Linked DNA regions of Homo sapiens: region 2 is linked to region 1. Evidence: chromatin loops called from intact Hi-C (ENCODE). Cell type or tissue: dorsolateral prefrontal cortex. All regions are shown on one strand.

Region 1 (8,000 bases):
TGGAAATAAGCAATGGTTTGCTTAGAAAGAAATGAAATTCCATGTTCTATCTTGAGATAAATACAGGTTCATCTCACTATCCTGCCCGTTTGTAGTTAGAGTTGGAGGCTATACTAGCTAACATTGATTGAACACTTGCTGCGATCCACATAATTCTCAGGTACCTCCTATGTCTTATCTCATTTATGTCTCACATTAACCCTGCAAGTAGATATTATTATCAACCCATTTTATAGAGTAGAAACTGAAGACTCTAGAAATTAAGGAATTTACCACATGTCCATCTGGCTCCAGAGCCAGCCAGGGCTCCTAACATCACTCTGCTACTAAAGGCTGGGTGGGGCATGCCGTGAATGTGTAGGGATTGTCATTTCTAGAAACAAAAGCCAGAGCACTGTAAGTTCCTGGGATCAATGAAGATTCCTTCATGCCAGCTCACTATGGACACCCCAGAAGCATTTTTGACCCTCTTTACCCCAGGACTATGCAGTCTCAGAAGTTTCTTGGTGAAGCTTTCCTGTGTCTAAGTATTGAAACTCTAATTGAAACTTGAGTCCATGTCCATTATTTACACTAACTCAGAAATAACCTTAGAAAAATATATATATTTTTAAGGGATAGGGTCTCACTCTGTCACCTAGGCTGGAGTGCAGTGGCTGATCATAGCTCACTGCAGCCTCAACCTCCTGGGCTCAAGTGATCCTCCCACCTCAGCCTCCCAAGTAGCTGGGACTATAGGCATGTGCCACCATATCTGGCTAATTAATTTTTTGTTTTCGTAGAGACAAGGTCTCACTATGTTGCCCAGGCTGGTCTTAATCTCCTGGGCTCAAGCAATTCTCCCTCCTCAGCCTCCCAAAGTGCTGGGATTATAGGCGTGAGCCACTGCACCCAGCCCAAAGACATTCTTTTATATAAAAACCTACAGGCAAAGTTTTTCCTGACACATCCCTCCCCCACCCCACACCCCAGTCTAGGGCAGTTCTTGCTACCCATAATGCACTCTTAGAGCATTCTAGTCTTTTCCTTCATAGCATTTATTGTAGTTGTGGATTATATGTTGGTGTGACTATTTGACCAGTATCTCTCTGCCTCACCAGGTTGTAAAAACCCCATCAGGGCAGTGACTGAGTGTGTGTCACTGTGTGCAGCATCCCCAGAACCTAATACCATGACTGCATGGAACAAGCACCCGGATATAGGAATGAAGGACGCTACTGGTGGCCCCGTCCAGTTCTGAGAAAATGCTGCCACAAGCTACAAGAGAAATCTGCTTCTCTGAAGCCTTTAAAGATTTGGTTACTTTTTCAAAATGAATATTCTTTAATACACAATTTCAATAATTTCTGAAATGAGGATAATGGCTGGGTTTTTTTTTTTTTTTTTTTTTTTGAGATGGAGTCTCGCTGTCACCCAGGCTGGAGTGCAGTGGTGCAATCTCAGCTCACTGCAACCTCTGCCCCCCGGGTTCAAGCAATTCTCGTGCCTCAGCCTCCTGAGTAGCTGGGATTACAGGTGCCCGCCACCACGACTGGCTAATTTTTTTATTTTTAGTAGAGACGGAGTTTCACCATCCATGTTGGCCAGGGAGGTCTTGAACTCCTGACCTCAAGTGATCCGCCTATGGCTGGCTTTTTATAATAGTTAAGAATACTGCTCCTGGAGTCAGAGGGTCTGGTTCTCATCCTCTGATTTTGATCACAACTTGCTGCATGATGATGATCAAGTGTTTGAACTTCCCAGTGCATCCATTTCCTCCTGGGTAAAGTGGGGCTAATACCGTTAAAGCAATGATGTAAAAATTAAATGAGCTAACACAAGTGAGCGTTCAGAATTGCATCTAGTGCATGGGAATCCCTCATAAGTATTAGCTATTATTATCAGTGTGCTATCAGCTTGGAACTCATGTAGTTCTGCTACAGATTTGTATTGTTCCTGAAAACAGAATATGAGACCAAATTGAGGCCAGGTGTAAAGGCATCTGGACCTTATATCCCTGCTGTCTAGTTTCTTCAAGAGGCCAGAGAGAACCTCCCTCAACTCCAGCCTACCAAGTGTCATTTATTTTAATGCAGTGTGCCCCCAGTCTTAGGAAATGGAATTCTTCATCTTCCAAGGCCTCTGGCTGAGACTGGAGACTTGTGCCTGCTCCACTGCTTGGCTGGATTAGATGCCCTAGAAAGATACTTTTAACTCAGAGAAACTGTGACTCCATGAAAGGGTCAGATCCCACCAAAAGTCATCCCAGTTCTCCATCAGTTTCTCTCTCCACTCCACCTCCCCCAGCCCATCCTCCGTCTGGGCTCCAGGGCTCTTTCCTTCTGTGTTCCCACAGGATGGTGCCTGCTTTTACCCACCCTCTAGACTTTGCCCCAGTCACCTCAAACAGCCGAGGGTCCAAATTTAGTAATAGAAATTCACTTCTCTAACCACTTTACAAAAACATTAACTCATAACTCACGGAAACCCAATGAAGTCGGTGCTGGTGGCACCTCCATTTTACAGATGATGAAACCGAGGAGAGGAGGGAGGTTGAATAACTTGGCCCAAGGTCACTTGCTGAAAAGTGGCAGAGCTAGGATTCACTGCCTCTGGTTCACTGCCTTGAAAGGAAGGAAAGTCTCCCCACTCCCACCACTGGGGAACTCTTCTTTAACTTTCTCCACAGTATCATTGGTCCGATAAATGAGAGGCAAGGAGAGAAACAAAGATGGATGTATGTATAAACTTAGGCAAGCATGGAGAGCCATGGTGATGTGGTTAAGTGTTAGTTCTTGAGCTGAATTGCACTGGTTAGTGTCCTGGATTTTGAATGTACTAACCCTGGAAAATAAAATTAGAATAATAATAAGTGTACATACATACCTTACAAAGTCATTTTGGACATGAAGTTAATAAATATTAAGCCCCTTAGAACAATGTCTGGCATATAGTAAGTGCTCAATACTTGTTATCTGCCTTTTTTTTTTCTTTTTACGTTCTCAAAAGGCAGAAGCAGCAATGCCTTTGTATAAAGAATGGTAGACTTGGAATCAGAAGATTGAGTCTGAGTACCACTTAGCTTTTGCTTCCTGTATGATCACCAGTGAAGCATTTTTCCTCTGTGAGGCCTTGCTGTTTTCATCCCTAAAATTGGGATGATGATACTTTTACACACTGAGATGGTGGCCTATGAAAGAGCTTTGTAAATTTGCAAGCTGTGGCCAAATAATTATCCCATTTTGTGATTTAGGACTTCTCCTAGAGTAGACAGAAAGTTGCCTTTCAGAAGGTCTTCAGACTCGCTTCTTGGCCTTTTGGCTAAGTTCAAGTGCAGAAAGTCTTCAGACTGAAAATACCTTCATCTTTTAGAATTCCACCACTGGAGAGTCATTGTCCGAGTCTTCCAGACTTACTAAGATAAATGGCAGGAAGTAGAGAGCCCAGTGTGTTTGCGGGGAGAGAAGAGAAGTCTCAGGAATATGACTGCCGTCTTCAAGGAGTTGAAAGGCTGTCACAGGGTGGCCTGGTCAGACTTCTGAGTGACCAACAGGTAAGAACTGGGTCTCTAAGTGGAAGTGTCAGGGCTGATTTAGTGTGAAAAAAGAAGAGCATTCTTTTGATTATAGCTCTCGGAAAGTGGAAAGGGCTACCTGATAGTGAGTGCCTGCCATTGGAGGCATTCAAACAGAGATTTGAGACCACTCCATGGGAATGTGGTAGAGGAAATGTAACGAGTCAGGTGGTGATGAAACTAGTTGACCTGGGCCTGGGAAGATCTAATTCATCCTAGAATGGCAGCACGCTGTGAGGGAGGGGAGCGCCTCTGAGGGAGCGGAGAGCTGGTTATGCAGGGACGCAGGAGGAAAGTATAGGGGGAGGCCTGCTGGGAACACAGGCCCAGCTCAGCAGAATTCACTCTTTTCCCAGAGTAGCTCCTGTCTCTTCGGCCACTTTAGGCCCTAAAGCCTAGAACTGTACATGATACACTCATTCATTCAGTTAATTCAGCAAATATTTACAGGCCTGAGAGTCAATTCCCACAGCGGACACAGTGTGGGATTGCCTGCCCTGGCAAGCCTCCTGCCTGGTGACCAGCAGAGGGCAGGAGAGACGTGCAGATGCCAAACCCTGCACAGCCCACTAGCCAAGTGAGCTTCCCTGCCGGGGAAACTGGGTCACTCAGTCCTGCCAAGCTGCAAACATTCCGAGGGTTGTGAGCATGTTGGGCCTCTCCGGCAAGGGCCTCTCCAGCAAGGACCTCTCCAGCAAGGGCTATGAGGCCCTAGATGTCACCTGGCAAGGCTGAGACCTCAGACCTCTGGACTGGCAAAGTCGCTCCCTCCTGCATGGGGAAGGAAGGAAGGATGAGGCTGATAACATGCGATGGCTCAGGGAGAAGGCTGAAGGGATCTCTTCCCAGCAAAGTGTTTCAAGTAACAGGGACAGCCCAGTCTACATGTCACAGAGGAGCCATGGGAGGCCAGGCCTGCCACGGTGGATGGGTGGGGCCGTTTGCTTCAGAGAATGCCTGGACTTCACTAAAGGAGTTTGAGGCTCTCCTTAGGCTGGGCTGAAACCCCCATTTGGAAGTGCATAAAAGGCTAACTCTCTGGATATGAATGGGTGAATGCCAAATCTGATACCTGAGTGGTTAGGAGGCAGGTTTGGAGTCAGATTTGCCTTTGTGTCCTGGTTTTCCATCTATATGTCATGGGACCTTGGGTAAGTCATTTTCAGACTTGATTTCCTTTTCTATAAACTGGTGGTGCTACTGTGAGTATTAAGTGGAATAATGAAGCAAGTGTGCAGATTGCGATTCTTTCTCCTTCCCAGCTCTCTCTCATCCTGGTCGGGGGACTGTGTGCTTGGGATAACAGTTGAAGCAGATGTTTTTTTGAGAATGGAAGCGAAGAGTGGATGCCCACCATGCTGTCAGTCTGGGCAGGGTGAACTCAACCTGAAGGAATGCTGTTCTGGGTAAAGCACGTGGAGCCACCTCTCCCCAGGCTTCTCTGGCCCCCATAGAGTCCTGCTGCAGAAAGATGCGCAGTGTATGAAGGCTCGCGTGGCCTCTTGAAGTCTGAGGGTTAAGAAATCAGGGAGGTGAAATAGGCCTGGAATGGGAGGAAACTGGAGGATGGAATGGGAAGGAGCCATTCCCCAAATTCCCATTCCATTTATGGACTCTGACGGTTAGAAGGGCCACTTGAACCTGCAAGCAAGGACCAGTTTATGCACTCTTCAAAATGTGTTTTCTCAACTAATCTAAGACATTGAAGCAAGGACTTTGTTGCCCATTCCTCTCCAGGAGGGATGGTGGGTGCTGATGCTGCTATGTAAAGGCTCTCAGCACCGTGCTCAATACTTGTTTGCTATTGATGAGGAAGGAATCTTGGACAAGTAATTTGAGTTCCCAGTTTTACTGATTAAAAAATAAATAGAACTGAGGCTCAGAGAACTGTGGAACCAGGAGAGGTAAAGTTCCTCTCATTTGCAATTGCTGCTAGAATCCTCATCTGTGACCATCTGGAGAAAGTGGCTCGATCCCTATGGTGAGCTGCTCAAATCTTGGAGTCTCTCTGCCTCCTTGGGGATTTCTCTTTGGATACATCCTCTCTACTAAACTCTAGCCACTGCTTGTGTTACCCAACCCCAGATGGGAGACAGACTGAGTTTTCCTCATTCCAGCCTATCCTTTAGGGCTCCAAGGAGCAGCAAGTGCTTCTCAGGTTGAGGGGTAATTCACCAGGTGTGTAGTGCTGGCAGCACAATGTGATAGAGCCAGTCACCTGCATTGCAATTCCAGCACCACCATGTACTGGCTGTGGGACCTTAGGCAAGATACTTGATATCTACAAGTCTCAGTGTCCCCATCTATAAAATAGGGACACTAATAGTATTTACCTTATAGCTCCTGTTCTTTCCAGTCCCTCTTAATCTGAAATTGGAAGGATGAATAAATTAAACAGCCATCTTCTTCCCTGGGAAAGCCAAAGAGCAACTCAAAAGGAAAGAATCGGAAGCTGGGCTTTGGAGTCTTCTTGTCCAGGCACTAGGAGCTGTTGGGTGGTGTAAATAGCCCTGGGCTGGGAGAGAGGACCATGGCCTAGCACATCTCTGCTATCAGATTGCTACCTTATCCACATTGCCAAGCCTCTTTGGGCCTTAGTATCCTCCTCTGGACAATGACAAGGTTGAGCTTGCTGACCATGGAGGTCCCTGTAGCCCTGCCCCTACTGAGATTCTCAGCCGCAGAGCTGGGCCCTCGTTCTTTGGGATTCAGCCCAGGCGTCACACAGTCACAGTGGCTGAAGAGGCAGCACTTTGCTGAGCTCTGGCCTACTTCCCAGAGAAGGTCACTCGGCCCCAGGGAAGCCCCTGGTTTGCTGGTTTGGATGCTGTGGAGGGCCAGGCAACAGGGACCTTAGCCTATTGGCATCTGGTTCCAGCCAAAGCTTTTCAGGGACGTGTGAGGGTAAGCAGCAGGGCTGGCAGAAGCAGTGAAAACCAGCCCGGAGCTTACGTTCTGTGGCCTTGCTTTGAAATCTACAACCTCAGCCACCTGGGAAATGATGAAGCTCTGAAAAGAAACACTGGTCAGGGGCCCAGGGGAAGTTTCCTCCTGAAAGGCCTGTGTGAGGATGGATTCCATGTGAGGGGGAAAGTATTGATAGAAGGAGGCTCTGCAAAGGAAAGCAAGCAGGGAAGGAGCAGGTCATTAAAGGATTCAGATGGGCTGGCTTGGAGGACTTTCTGAACTGTGAGAACTAGATGTGGTGTGGACTATAAACATGTGGGGGTAGGAAGTTGGAGAAGAAAGAACTCAGTGCCAGAGGGCTGCAAGATCTTCCAGGAGGTGCCTTAGAGCTGGCTGCTCTCGGCTCTCAGGCAGGGGATTGGTTGGATTTCCTTCCTCAGGCAGTGAACTCTCCTAGATACCGGACTCATTCATTTGACAGCTAATGCCTGGTTATAACTGACTCTGTAAAGTGTACTCCCATGTGTTGACTCATTGGATCTAATGACCACTGTCTGGAGTCAGTGGAGACTGGTATGATTATGATCATCCGTGTTTAGAGACAGAAAAGCAAGGGCCACTCAGAAGTGCCTCATGCAGGGTCACCCAGCTTCCAAGGCTTGGGGTTGAGATTTGAACCCATGTCTATCTATCTTCGAATCCTGTGTTTATTACATCAAGATGCCAACTCCCAGTGTCCTCCTATTACCTTGTAGCAAGGGTAGACAACATCCTCCTACCTTTATCACATGCAGACTGGCCAGATTTTGGTGGAAATGTAGACATTTTCAGGGAAAACCAGATGCTCTGGTTGCCTATCCCCACTGTGAGCAGGAAAATAGCTCAGTATTCACAGGGTCACCAGGAGAATGCCTAGCATTAACTTAAAGTAGTCCTCTAGGCTCTCTCCTTCCACAGGCCCACATCTTGGGGCCTGATGTACTCTGAGGTCCACCTGGATCTTGATGCCTCCACTTCCGCTTGGTGACTCCACTCCAGGACTTTTTGGTGACTCATGCAGAGGGAAAATACATGGCCTTACAGAGCCAGGCAGAGCCACTGGAGTCCTGATGAAGGCTCTCTTAACCAGATGACCTTGAGCAAATTGCTGAGCCCTCCAGGCCTGGGTTCCCTCATTTGTTAAAATGATGACAACCAACTACACCAAACAAAACTTACAGCTTTGTTATGAGAATTGAATGAATTAACCCATGTGAAGCCACCTCATTCTAAGGAGATATTCAATAAATGCCCTTTTTCACCGCATAGGAGTGGGAAACTTTGTGGCAAGAAGAAAGGTTATGGGAATGATAATCACTGAGCACTTAAAACATACCCATTATTATGCTCAATTCTTTACTCAAAATGTGCTATCTCAATTAATCCTCCCAGCACTCCTATGACGCAGGTAGTATGCATCCTCCAATTTGCAGATTAAAAAACTGATACCTCAAGATGTTAGATTCCTTGTCCAAGGCCAACGTGATCAGGAATCTGATGC
Region 2 (8,000 bases), 180 kb before region 1:
GGGTCATCCATAGCCTATGCACTCAAGAATGACAGTAAGAGTTGTGCACTCACATTAGAACCAGAGAGTTAGAGAGTTAAAGGTAGCAGCACCCCTCAAGGGACCTCATGGTGATGGCAGCAGTGATTAATCAGAGACCCTCCAAGAGGACGTGACCTGCCTGCGAGTTTCAGCCTCTGCTGTCCAATGAGAGAGCTTCTGAGCATTGCCTGCCCTGGAGGATCAGGTCTTATGTCATTAAGGAAAGAAGTCATGGCCTTTAGGCATCCCCCCACCACCACCACCTGACATCCTCTGCAATGGCCAGGAGGCCTGATAGGAGAGTCCTTGGCCCCAGGGCTGCAGACATTGGGGCTGCCCACCAATCAACCTAAGGAGATGGTCAGAGCTGCCAAAACCTTCAAGAGCAAATCCCAGGGATGGTGACTCTCTCCCACCTCCCTCATCCAGATTCAGATGGGAGCCCTGCTGAGCCTCTGTTTCCATCAGCCTGCAGCAACTTCCCTGTCTCAGTCCACCCAGGCTGCCATGACAGAAGGCCACAGGCCATGTGGCTCAAAGGATAGTTGTGGAGGCTGGAAGTCCAAGATCGAGGTGCCATCAGAGCTGGTTTCTGGTGAGGCCTCTTTCCCTGGCTTGCAGAAGGCCACCTTCCCACTGCATCCTCCCATGGCCTTTCCTCTGTGCATGCACATCGCTGGCATCTCTTCCTCTCCTTCTAAGGACACCAGTCACATCAGATGAGGGCCTACCTATATGACCCAGTTAACCTTAATTACTTTTTCAAAAGCCCCATCTCTAAACACAGCCACTTTCGGGGTTGGGGCTTTAGCATGTGAATTTGAGGAGACACAATTCAGTCCATAACATCCCCCTTCCTACCAGTTTCCATCACCTCACAGCTGTGGACTGCCTCTGGCTTCAGCTCTCACATCCTCCAGCAAACCTCGCTGACATGAGAAAGGTCACATCCTGTTATCCAGGGAGACTTTGTAGGTTGTTAGGAGACTGGTGAAGTCCAGGTGGCCTGTCTGGAGCAGTAGACAGAGGAGTGGGTCACAGGCCCTGCCCTGACCTGGGGAAGGAGAGGCTTTCACAAACAGGAGGAGAGCACACTTGGGCTTTCCAGGCACGGGGCCGCAGCTGCTTCTCTCTTTTCCATTCAAATCCCTGCTCTACGTCAGGGGCTTGGAAGCCCCGGCTGAATGGGAATCACACCTTCTGGACTAAAAACTGGGACGTGAGGCCTAACAAAAGATTTTTGTGATGTTTGCTGGCGTAAGTAACAGTCTGACTGATGCAGTGTGATTTCAGGATTACCAGCTTTTTTTAGGACACTGCAATCAGTTGAGGGAACTATGGGACAGAATATTGAAAATCCAAATCCAAAATATGGTCCCTCCCAATAAATCTCACCAAGACCAAACTCCCAATAACTCTTACCTCCATAAAGCTCTATGAGGATGAAGAGCATGTTTTGCTCACCATCGTGGCTTCAGCACCTGGTGATAGGGATGCTCTGTAAATATTTGATGAGAGAGAAAGAAAGACAATTCATTTGACAAGGCACACGCCCAACACATTTGTCTCTCCGACCCCAGGCCAGAGCTGCCAGCTGTGTGAGAAAAAAAGACAGTCCCCTGTGTCATCCTCTTTCATCTTCCTAGCTCAGGCACCTCCAGTGGGGCCAGTGATTTTCCAGTGTCCCTCTGCTCCTGTTGGAGAGACACATCAAGTCCCACCTAGTACCTGCACCCCTTGGGGCCTCACTAGTCCCCAAGCTGGGGTGTTCCCAAGGCCGGGGCAACTCCAGCCCTGGGAAAGAGCTACTTTTAGGGCCTGGGGAAGGTAAGGACTAATGGGAACCAGGGCAGCATGGGGATGACAGAGAGGAAGAGAAGACACCACTCTTAGGACGCTGCTTAAGGCTAGAAGGAAGATCCAGATCTAAGTGGTCAAAGGAGAGAAGGTGGCTTGGGAGACATATGCACAAGTGCCCACTGCCCTTTGCCAGGAAGCACTCCGTGGGATGCAGAAAGCCATTTTTCTCCCTCTTGGGTCCAAATAAAATCTTTGAAGCCCAGTCCAAATCCATACCCAGGCTGCCACCCAGTGATAGAGTGTCCACGGGGCACTTTCTGCACCAGCCGTAATCAGTTCATTCATCAGACTTTCAAGCCGAAGAATAATTTCTGAAGATTCTTGGATTCCCAGTCCACTCTCACCCTGACTGGTCTGCGTCTGGGACTCCCAGGAAAAGCGCGGACTCAGGAAAGCACTTGGAGATTCTCTACTCTTTGCGTATCATCCACTCTACAAGGGGCATGAGCCCAGGTGGTGGAAGTCAAGCCAAAGCATCCCTTCAGCTTGAGGCCACCTACCTTCCTAACTCAGGAGCTGAGGCCAAGAGACTGGCCACCAGCATAACTCGGGAGGTCCCAGGGCACTGACTTAAGCCTAGGCATCTGGACAGCCAGTTTGCCCACAGCCACCTCATTGCATAAGAGCTATGCTCTCGATGAGAAATGTGCACCCCAGGGAGCAGATATGGGGGTGTGGCTGAGATTTGGCACTGGACTTCCAAAGCTGCAGGAGGTGTGGCTGGCACCTGTGGGCCCAGGACCCTCCCTGACACATGGGAGGCCTGTCTCCAGAGGCTCCTTATTCCCTCTTACAGGCCCTAAAAATAAAGCTACCAGGACACAGTTATTCTGGCCTCAGTGTTAAACAGAGCCCTGGGAAAGAAAGGGGCTCTCGAGTTTCATGGATGGGGTCAGAGGAGAGGGCAAGGACAAAAGGTGGTGGAGGCTTAGTGCCCAGGAATGGAGCTTCAGCTTTGGCTTTGAGGATACCAAGGCCACCAGCACAGAGAAGGTGGCCAGGGCCATGAGAAGTCCTTAAAAAGGAAGCACAATTCCACCAGCCAGAATGGGGTGACAAGTTTGGTCTGCATGTTATCCAGCCAGCATCAGCCTCAGCTCTGAAACTCCATGGAGTGCCTAGTGGACCAGATCCTAGCTGTCTTCCACCCCTCCACTACTACGGAATGATGGGCTAATTTGCTGACCTGGAAAGCTAATGCTATTCCCAAGCCCCTCAGGCACACACAGCATGCACATCCTCACCCAGCCAGCCCTAGCTCAAAATGTAATTCCAGTATTACAGATGATCCAGAAAGATCAGAAAGGGGGGATTATCGGAGAGCAAAGGTTGAGAAGGAAATGGTTAACCAGAGAGATGTCCAGTGAGTGAGGGATTTGAGGGCAGGGACCATATATCCTGAGTCTGCGTGCTTCGTGTAGAAGCTGCCACTGTGCCCTGCACATAGGAGACACTTAGTTAATTCTATTGATTGGTTGGCCACTGTCCCTAAGTTCTCCTGGGGTGGGAAGGAGAAATGTTACAGGATATAAACAAGATGTACAAAGCTGGCATCTGAGATTTGGTCACTAGAGGGCGCTCCAGGACAAGAGCTGGCTCCTGGGCAGCCCTCACCATGGCTAAGGGGTTTAGAGGGAGACAGTTTGGAGCTTGTTTGTTCGTTCAACATACGTCTACTGAACAGTTATTCCGTGTCAAACACTAAGTGCTATAAAGGATGCTAAACAATTGAGATGCAACTTATCTTTCATTAGAAAGATAACTGGCATAAGCAAAAAATAATGTATCCATATGTATCCACCTGTAGCTTCTCTTTATTAAATGCTGATGTGTTTAGTCTTTACACACCATCCCTGCCCCTATATCTGCATGGCTGACCCATCTTTCATGTCTTTGCTCAAATGTCACCTTCTCACTGAGCCTGCCCTTCCTACCTCATTTCAAAGCAAAGCGTGTTCCCTCATTACTCCACTTTTCCCATGTGCTTATAACCACCCAGAAGCCACGTAACTTATGCATCTATGATCTCATTGTTTGTGTCCCCCCAGGACATAAGTCCCATGACGACGGAGGGTCTGTTTGTGTTCACCAATGGACACAGTGCCTAGAACAGCATTTTGCACACAGCAAGTATGCAATGCATATTTTTAATGAGTAAGATAGGCAACAATTCTAATTAGCCCCAAGTCAATCAAGGAGCTAGGGATCAGCCAATGAGTTCTCCTATGGTTTAGGGAGTTTGGGTGAAGCAGGCCTCATGTACAGTAGGAGTCTTCCCAGTGGAGATAACATATCAGCTGGTCTTGAAGGACGAAGAACAGTCTGCAGGTTAGAGAAGGTGGAGTCATATCAGGCAAAGGAACAGCATGCACAGAGGCTCAGAGATGAGCCCTGCAGGGTGTTGAGTATGGCAGCCTTGGCAGAAGGACGGGTCAGATGTCCCTCCTGGTCTTCAGAGACCCCACCTCCTCCAGACAGCCGTTGTATGCTCTGGCCAGTCGGGCCCCAGCCATGACCAAGGCTTCTGGACAGTAGCTAGGCCGTGTCCCTCTGCCTGCTTTGCAGTTTCCCCTCGCTCCATGGTCCCGGAGTGTTTCACCCGCACTCCTTGCCATCTGGGGCTTGCTGACATGGGCAGCCTCTGCCACTCTTGTCTCTGTTATACTCTCCCTTCTGCTGCAAGAAAGAAACAAACTGCACAGCTCGGAAAACAATCCATCATTTTGTCATAACATTTCCATTTCAAAGACTTCCTTTCCAAGCTTCTCTCTGCCCAAACGCTTCCTCTCATTAGCATAAGAACTGGCAAGGCGTTGAGTGACAGGGGAGGAGAGGGGCTGGGAATAGGGCTCTAGAACTGGGGCCTGGGTCTGTGTCTACTCAGGGGCAGGGCATGGGTGTGCATGTATGTACTTGTGTGCACACGTGTGTGTGCTTGTGCACACATCCACACCTGGTCTTTGTGAGTTCGCATCTCTCAGCACTCATTACTCGTGCTGCATCACAAAGCATAAGCCACCCTCGGGCATTGGCCGAGCCTCCACAGCATTCTAGGAACTCTGCTGGGCGCTGAGGATTCAGGGAGGAAGGACGCAGGCACTGTTCGTCAGCAGTTTAGTCAGAGAGACGAATGTGTCGGTGAACAACTATGACAGGATAAACGCAATGAGAAAGTGGAGGAGTGGGGACCCTAGAAGAGGTGACATTTAGGCTGGCCTTGAAGGAGAAGGAGCACTTCACAGATTAGAGAAGGTGGAAAGGCATAGCAGGCAAAGGGAACAGGGGTCACAAACTCCCAGAGGCGAACCCTGCAGGTGTTGGATGTGGCTGTGGCAGAAGGACAGACGGCAGGCAACACCTGCTGGGTGGACGTGAATGGCCACCAAGGCTTCCTCAGCTGCCCTCTCCCTGCCTGGACCTTATTGGCAGATAGGGCTGGTGGGATATCCAGAAACAAGTCAGCCCCGCCCTGCAAAGGGGCCCCTCTAGCCTTGCAGCTCCTCCCTGGCCTCCAGGTAGGCCCTCTTCATAAGCAAACCACGGATGTGCTGGTGGCCCCTTCCCAAAGCCTCCTCATTCACCACCTGGCACAGCCCTCAGAAGGCCTGACCACAGAGACCAATGTGGACCCCGTCCCAGAACCATAAATCCCTGGTGGCCATTTGTCCTTCTAACATGCACAGAGGAGTTCCAGGGGGACAGCAAGGGAATGGGGAGTGTTCTAGGCCAGCTAGGGGAGGGAGAAGACATGGGGAGTGGGCCTGAGTGTGTGCTGGGAAGGGGGGATATAAAGATCCAAGAGGAAAGAGGAGACAAAGAAAGCAGTGTGACTCTTGTGGACCTTACCAAGTGACTCATTCATTCATTCACCCTACAATACTTGATGGGACATTCCATGAATTGGGCACCTAAGATATCAAAATGAGAGGTGAGGCTGGGCATGGTGGCTCTTGCCTGGGAGGCTAAGGTGAGCGGATCACTCGTGGTCAGGAGTTCAAGACCAGCCTGGATAACACGGTGAAACCCCATCTCTACTAAAAATACAAAAATTAGCTGGGTGTGGTGGCACATACTTGTAATAACAGCTACTCAGGAGGCTGAGGCAGGATAATTACTTGAACCCAGGAGGCAGAGGTTGCAGCGAGCGGAGATTGCATCACTGCACTCCAGCCTGGGCAACAGAGCAAGACTCTGTCTCAAAAAAAAAAAAAAAGAAAAGAAAATGAGAAGTGCACAATGTCTGTGCTCAGTGAGCCCAGAGGCCATGAGGAAGACCAACAGGGAAATAAGTGGTATGACACTAAGCCCCCAGGCTCGTCAGAAGCATCCTGAAGAGATGTGGACTGAGTTGAGGTTTGAAGGTTGATTGAAAGTCAGAGGAGTTGGAGAGGAGTTGGAGAGTAGAGAACATTCCAGGCAGAGAGTTCTCTGCAGCCAGGAACATTGCTGAGGCCACAGGGGTGCTGTGTGGCAACACTGCGTTAGCCCCAGTGGGGAGCTGCCCTCGCTGTGCCCTCACTGCCCTCCCAGGACAGGGGTCACCACCAGGGCCAACTGGGCAGGGGGTGAGACAGGACCCATTTGGTCCAAACCTCACATTTGTGAAAGTCATCATATTTAGACTTTCTACATTATCTCCAGTTGGGATGTGGGTGTTTAAAATACAGTTGCTAAATGTAAACCATTGAAATCTATAACCATTTTTGTAGGCCTATTTGGCATTTTTTTTAATACACAAGAAGTGTAAAAATAATGAAAGTGGCCCAATTCTGTCTCGTTCTTGGCAAACAGGCAGTATTGGTCCTAGATAAGAACAGCGAGGCTTAGAGAAGCCTCCCAAAGCCAGACTGACTCCTTGGCACCTCGCTTACCTCGCTGGCCCAGTAAGATTCAAACGCCAAGGCCTGCCCATTGCTGGCACCACCCTCTGTCCTTGAAGTCCTGGGATGTTCTCCTGTGGCCTCTGCACCATCCCACACCAGTCTCCTTGGCTCACCCAGGAAAGGCAGCTTGAGCCTTCCTGCTCCATTTCACCCCCACAGCCCAGTCTCTTCCCTGCAGGAAGCCATGGGCTGCCTCTGCGGCCAAGCTGGCTGCACAGCCGCAAACCCAGACAGGCGCCACAGGCAGCATCTCCACTGACTGGGTCCCTCATCTCTTTTGTTCTTGGGTACCACTAAGAAAGGCCCCAGGAGATGCCCCCAGATGGCTTGTCGACCGGATCCCATTAGCAGCTGCCACTGGGAGAAAGAAGCCAGAGCCCACTCTGCTCCTGCCCCCCGCTTCACTCCTCATGAAGGACAGTCTCCTTTGTGAAGTGTCACTGCCAAACCTGCAGCTTCCGGTTCCTGGAGACATGGGCATTACTCACCTGCTCCAGCTGTTTGCAGGGCAGGCCCGTGGTCAGCCTGAGGTAGGGGCAGGGGCTAGATAGCAAGATGACCCCACCCCCTTCCCAAGGCCTTGTGAGGGTTGAACTACTATAAAGGTGTGACAAAGTCCGATCACTATATTTGGGGTGGGTGAAGCAGAGGGGACAAGGCTAGCTATGACATAGAAAACAAAGGCCTGGTCAATTGTCTTCCCCCGATGGGAAAAAGACTATCTAAGGCAGGGGGTGCAAAGAAAAAGGGAGGAGGGCTGGAGAGCAGACGCATGCAGCTCCCAGCAGAGCACTGTCCAAGGAGTCTGCCAAGAGGACTCCAAGCACTGTGATCTCCCCAAGAGCTGTCCACCTCCCTCCCAAGGTAGCTGAGGGGCCTTAGAGTAGCATCACTGAGAAAAACTTCCTAAAGCCACCTGAATCCCCTTGTGTGACCCGGTAATATTTGGATTTCCTGCGTGGCTCTCTCCCAGGAGAATGTGCAGGGCTCTGTGAGCCTGGGCACTCACAGGAACTCTGAACACTGGCATCTGGCTTTGACACATCAGCCTCTGAAAGCCAGGTTAACACGAACCTGCCATCGGCAATGGCACCGCTCTGACCACTGCCAGGGCCTGAGCCCCTGAGCCTGAGGATGGGAGTCTGGACTGTGGCTCTCCCCCAGGGTGGATGGCAGCCTAGGACTCAGATCTTTCCCCATGCTCCCTGCTCACTCTTTCATCTGGCTTCTTCCAAC

The links. A loop is a pair of places that touch in the nucleus more often than their neighbours do. Peaks named below come from ENCODE experiments on the same cell type or tissue, not always from the same donor. Only the 100,000 strongest peaks of a DNase experiment are listed, where the experiment ranks them.
Region 2: a loop joins it to region 1, with 2.7 times the contacts of the local background. A loop is called at or near these places in 17 of 110 quality-filtered maps.

What each region holds. Positions count from the first base shown.
Region 1 is chr1:110,308,852-110,316,851 of GRCh38, reverse strand. The region is part of intron 2 of RBM15-AS1 (RBM15 antisense RNA 1); the gene reads left to right. Among named protein-coding and RNA genes, the nearest start is that of RBM15-AS1, 26 kb to the left of the region's middle. In dorsolateral prefrontal cortex, CTCF peaks have their summits at 3,882 and 4,089 (motif pointing right); DNase peaks (open chromatin) are centred at 4,101 and 6,331; H3K27ac peaks cover 2,271 bases.
Region 2 is chr1:110,491,637-110,499,636 of GRCh38, reverse strand. No RefSeq gene overlaps it. Among named protein-coding and RNA genes, the nearest start is that of CYMP-AS1, 5.4 kb to the right of the region's middle. RefSeq lists an enhancer at 4,874-5,840. In dorsolateral prefrontal cortex, CTCF peaks have their summits at 3,259 and 3,458 (motif pointing right); DNase peaks (open chromatin) are centred at 3,446 and 4,882; H3K27ac peaks cover 723 bases.